2 separate regions of the Homo sapiens genome follow, and region 1 is linked to region 2. A link is a loop called in an ENCODE intact Hi-C map of the cell type or tissue named here. Cell type or tissue: heart left ventricle. All regions are shown on one strand. Links, peaks and the distances in the headings refer to the core of each region. The heading gives the core; the rest is flanking DNA.

Region 1 (2,806 bases), core at 33-2,532, 70 kb after region 2:
TACCAGAGGAAATGAAACAGATTGTTGAGGAACAGGGAAATAAACTGCACTGGGCAGCTCTTCTGATACTCATGGTGATAATACCCACAATTGGTGGAAATACCCTTGTTATTCTGGCTGTTTCACTGGAGAAGAAGCTGCAGTATGCTACTAATTACTTTCTAATGTCCTTGGCGGTGGCTGATTTGCTGGTTGGATTGTTTGTGATGCCAATTGCCCTCTTGACAATAATGTTTGGTAAGTATTTCACTTTGTTTGTGCCATCAAACCACAGAACTATGATATACTATTAGAGAATGGACACTCATTTAATCTTTACTTTTCTTGAAATAAAAGATGAACTTGGACTATTTAAAGATACGGCAAGTAAACAGTCCCTTGTTTTATATCATTCTCTATGGTTGATCAGCAGTTTTAAAGAGCAAAAAATATTTTTTGTAAACTATTTTTCTCCCTCCTAAGCTATCTAATAAAATCATTTAAAAAGTCATTCAAGTTAGTGATATTTATAGATTCTGAATATATTATCTATAAATTATAGTAAATAGGCCTATACTTTAACTTTTCTACACTGATACTTTTTTTCCTCAAAGCAATAACTAGGACACTTCCGGGACAGATATGCGCTGGGTTAACGATAAGGTCTTTGAATTACTAAATCCCAATTTAAATCACTAAACCCCAGTTTAAAATTGGAACTGTCCAAAAATTCTTATTATAGCTCTTAATAGTTTGTATATTATAAACTTGAACACAATTCCTACATATGTGTCATGTTAAGAAAAATTATGTTTAGTTGCTGAAGGAAATGGTTTGGCTCAGAGTGTCCAAAGAGATGATCTATCGATTCAATTTTTTTATGATATATGGGCATCTGTGTTCCTGATAGGCCTCTAAGTTGGTAAGTGGATTAAAACCTAGTTATTGCGATAATAAAAGGTATAGTTTGACACTGAAATCTTAGTTTGCTATAATAAAAAAAAGATATAAGTAGTTCCAGATTTCTGCATATCATCTCTAGTTATAAAATTTGGATAAACACAAATAATTCTGCTGATGAATTATGAGGGCTCCTAGACCCTTGGAATCAGCATTAAAAGGATATTTAACTTATTCAATGCTTGGTATAAACTGATATTCCATTCATAAACTGCCTAAGCAAAATGATTACTTGTGGCAGATATAGTTTCTTAGAATTATATTTACTTATATGAAGATAAAAATATTTTAAGTTACAGAAGTAAAATTTATTAAACTAGAATCCATATTAGAAGGTAAAAAACCCCTGCTATTCCAACTATTATACCCAGGTTTTACACATTACAATTTTATAAGTAATAACAGAAAGATATCTAAAACTATTATCAGATAGTAACAGGTTTACACCTTCCATTTTAAATCAACATTTACCTGGGCTTTAAAATAAATCAAGAAAATTATGTGGCAGGACAAGCAGTAATGAGTAAAGTTCTACTGCTTTAATTAGACTTTCTAATAATTAACAGTCTTTCTATCTCCCTGTTTTATAAATTTGTAATCTTTTAAATAATCTAATGCTGCATGAAACCATGAAAAATAATTAAGAAATCTTACTATAATAGAGAACATAACCCTAATTCTGAATAAAGCTTAAAAGAAAGTATTATGTAGAAATATATATGCATATTTGATAAATACTGTACAGGCATATGATTCTAGCTCTCATCTCCATGTGCATAATAGTAGCTTAAGATGTAAAATCATACTCTTCAAACTGTGCTTTGCTAGGCACACAGAAAATGTCAAAATGCTTATTTCAGACTACCATAAAATTTAATACGTCATTCAATACATGATATTGAAAGAATTATGCAGAAGTGAATTTTAGCTTTAAAATCTTTGAGTCCATAAATATCAAACATCTATTATATGCAAAGTACCATGGTAGATACTTAAATTATCAGCTAAATAGTTAAGGAATCTTAAAAGGCAAAGTACCATAGAATTAAAGTGAGCTAACAAACAAAATACAAAAACAGGTAACAAAGATTTACCTGTTTAATAGATTCCATGTATTCTATAGAAAAATAGGTATCCAGCAGCTGAAAACTTTAAGTGTATATTTAAAATGCTGGTACCCAACATATCCTTAGCAATACAAGTTAGCAGAAAACCCAACATATGTTAACATAAAATATGTGAAATGTCTTCATATTTATGTCTTAAATAATTGATAGACATTTTAATATTATTTCATTCTTCCAAATGTTTATTAACTTTAAATTTATTTTTATTTATTTATTTTAATAGAGATGGAGTCTGGCAATGTTGCCTGGGCTGGCCTCAAACTCCTGGGTTCAAGTGATCCTCTGCCTTCAGCCTCTTAAGTAGCTAGGATTACAGGCACATTCCACCATGCCTGGCTCATGTTTGTTAATTTCTAATTACAAAATAAAATATTTTATAGCCCCAAACACTTTTACTATCAGAAATAAGTTGTATAGTGGGGTTTGTAGATTTTTAAAAAATGAACAAATCTGTGAACTACTATCTAATACATTATTGCATTATTTAAAGCATAATTCAATTTCTATGAAAAAATGTAGGAAAAAAACACATGTTGCCCTCTAACAAACTTCAAAGGATGAATTCATAAATTGGGAACTGCATGTATTACAAATGGAAACCTGACTTCAAATACCAAGATATTTTTATAACCTTTTGCAAGTTAATAAACACAAAGATTTTTCTAAACTAATGCATTTATAAGAACTTCTGATAACTTTAAAAGGCAGAATTAGACTTTACACTCTTATTGTAGTGTTAA
Region 2 (2,806 bases), core at 56-2,555:
CAGCAGCTCAAGTTGTCAAGGATCTGGGTTGGTTCTGAATTGTATCATCCCCGTGACTAGGTGTGATATGGAACAAATAGATACGGTTTGATACAGTTTAAAAATAATTAAACTACTATAATTCCTTAGTTATAATTTAAGACTTTCTTTGAATCCTGAACACTTGTGTAAGCATAATGCCAGTATTTAGGTGGAAAATCTCTGACTCAATCTCAGTCTGTTTAACTTATTCGATGTGTTCTCGTGGGAGTACAAAGGATACTTTTGTCACAAGAGGCAAAACTGCTTAGTTCTGAAGCTTCCTCCAGGCAGTCTCTAGGTTGGCTCTGCTGTGTATATTCCATGAGTTCATAGCAATACACTGAACCAGCTGCCTCAGCTTCCCCACTCTTAGGACCTGCCAAAGCATCCCATTTGCCCCAAATGTTCTTGTTTGACCACTCCAGTTTTCCCAAAATGGGATACATACTGCCAATGGGCCCAAGATGACTTTCTAAATTGTTTAATTATGAAAATTTCAAACATATGCAAAACCAGAGGATGGTTTAGTGAATCGCCATACACCCATCTCTCAGATTCTAGAATTATAATGACACTGGTGCTGGGAAAAACTTAACCTCAAATTAAATCCTTGGAATATGCTGAACACTTTAGCCAATATCTTCAGCCTTGCATAGGACATCGAAGGGACTGGTGGAGCTCTAGATTCTGGTGGGGGACACAGCTGATTCTTCTGCAGCCTAGAGCCCTCTGTGGGCCCTAGCCCTGAGTACTTTAGGGGCAGGAGGGTCACACTCCTCTGTGGCCTGCTACACACAGTTCATGAATGAAGTCATCTTTGCAGGCAAAGCAGGCATCTTTCTGGCTGCTGTCTTTGTTGGAAGGCAAAGAGCTGAGACCACAAGCAAAGAGGGAGAGTTGGTAAATGTTACTTTCCTGAGTTGCATAAAAGGGTGAAGCCACCTAAATTAAGCACACTGAGCCTGACCCACCCAGGCAGACCAGCGGCCAGCTAGACTAAACGCAGTTGCCTCATCCGGGAGCTCCTGCAGGGGGAGTTCAGACCAAGAGCATGTTTCTGGGCAGGCCCAGCGCCTGGATCTAATCAGTGGGATGGAGGAGGAACATACTGAAATGCCCGGCGTAAATCAAGAGATGAATTACAAGATGCTGCTTAAGCGAACATTTCCTTCCAGGAAAGTTGGATCTTGGTCGCTGCTCAAAACTCATGATGTGTGGGGTATGCAGGTCCATTCATCTTCCCAGCCCGGAGTCCATGTAGGGGTGGAGGAACAATTGTCTCCCAAAGGCTGCTTCTCCTCCCACTCCCCTTCCCAAAGCTGTTTATATCTGGAAGCTGAAGATTTCTTGGAAGGAGAGCACACCGGGTGGAAATATTCATCTCCCAAAAGAGCTCTCGGTGGGCGGTAAAGCAGGCGACCCCTGAAAGTCACTGAGCAGCCACTGTGGCCTCTAGTGTGTGTCCTTCCTCCCCTGTCCCAAGGATGTGAGCCGCATCACTGCCCCAATCGTTCTGTGGCCTGGAGGAGGTTGGCAGAAAAACTCAGGCCTCAAAATGAACATCTGGAAGAGCAAGCCTGGATTCCCAGGTGGTTTCCAAGCAGGCACACTTGGAGAGATTGCTAGGGCTTTCATCAGTGGTGTTCATAGACATACTCACTTAAGACTTTTCATGACGACTGTCACTTTCTTTTTTATTTTTTATTTTTTTTGAGATGGAGTCTGGCTCTGTCGCCCAGGCTAGAGTGCAGTGGCGCGATCTCGGCTCACTGCAAGCTCTGCCTCCCGGGTTCACGCCATTCTCCTGCCTCAGCCTCCCGAGTAGCTGGGACTACAGGCACACGCTGCCGTGCCGGCTAATTTTTTGTGTTTTTTCGTAGAGACGGGGTTTCACCATGTTAGCCAGGATGGTCTCGATCTCCTGACCTCGTGATCCGCCCGCCTCAGCCTCCCAAAGTACTGGGATTACAGGCATGAGCCACTGCGCCCGGCCGAGGACTGTCACTTTCTAAGCAAGTTTAAAAAAGCACATCACAGGGCACAGGATGTTAGCCCAGAGGGTGGCATGTTGGTTTAAGCTGGAGGAATAGATGCTAAAGTGACCACATTTGGGTAGTTTCCTGGCAGGTCAACACACCTGGGTGACCAGCAAGATGTGGCACACAGAGAACATCTTTTTTTTTTTTTTTTTTGAGATGGAGTTTCACTCTTGTCACCCAGGCTGGAGTGCAATGGTACAATCTCAGCTCACTGCAACCTCCGCCTCTCGGGGTCAAGAGATTCTCCTGCCTCAGCCTCCTGAGTAGCTGGGATTATAGGCACGTGCCACCACACCCAGCTAATTTTTGTATTTTTAGCAGAGAAGGGTTTTGACCATGTTGATCAGGCTGGTCTCGAACTCCTGACCTCGTGATCTGCCTGACTCTGTCTCAAAGAAAAAAAAAAAGAAAAGAAACGCAAATCTTCTGGCTCAGCAGTCTGGGTGCCTCTGCTGGAACTCAAGGGTCCTAGGCAGGGCCCCTGCAGCATCTGCGGCCAAGAAAGCCGAGCTGCGGGCCCACTGGGTACCCCAGCCAACTCCAAGGAGAGACCCGCGGCCAGTGCAGGCGGGGCAGCCCCCCCAGGGCCCTGCTCCGCGGAGGATAAATGTCTCAGCGGGAGCATCCGGCCGGCGGAGCAGCCCGGGAAGCGGCCCAGACGCAGCCAGACTGGCGTGGGGGCCAGTTCCCGATCTGGGTCCCGGCGGGGGGAGCGAGCCCGTCCCGCGGCCTCCAGCCAAGAGAAG

The links. Hi-C counts contacts between places; a loop is a spot of excess contacts. Peaks named below come from ENCODE experiments on the same cell type or tissue, not always from the same donor. Only the 100,000 strongest peaks of a DNase experiment are listed, where the experiment ranks them.
Region 1: it touches region 2 in a loop (3-fold over the local background); 14 of 110 quality-filtered maps call a loop at or near these places.

The regions. Positions count from the first base shown.
Region 1 is chr2:231,120,844-231,123,649 of GRCh38, reverse strand. All of the region lies in intron 16 of PSMD1 (proteasome 26S subunit, non-ATPase 1), which reads right to left. It overlaps HTR2B (5-hydroxytryptamine receptor 2B), which reads left to right. Exons shown (of 4, transcript NM_000867.5): 2 at 1-237. Among named protein-coding and RNA genes, the nearest start is that of HTR2B, 2.8 kb to the left of the region's middle. In heart left ventricle, for the core only: no CTCF peak of the experiment used is centred there; no DNase peak of the experiment used is centred there; H3K4me3 peaks cover 2,497 bases; H3K27ac peaks cover 336 bases.
Region 2 is chr2:231,190,869-231,193,674 of GRCh38, reverse strand. No RefSeq gene overlaps it. Among named protein-coding and RNA genes, the nearest start is that of ARMC9, 6.4 kb to the left of the region's middle. RefSeq lists an enhancer at 1,286-2,166. In heart left ventricle, for the core only: a CTCF peak has its summit at 1,040; a DNase peak (open chromatin) is centred at 1,054; H3K4me3 peaks cover 162 bases; H3K27ac peaks cover 2,129 bases.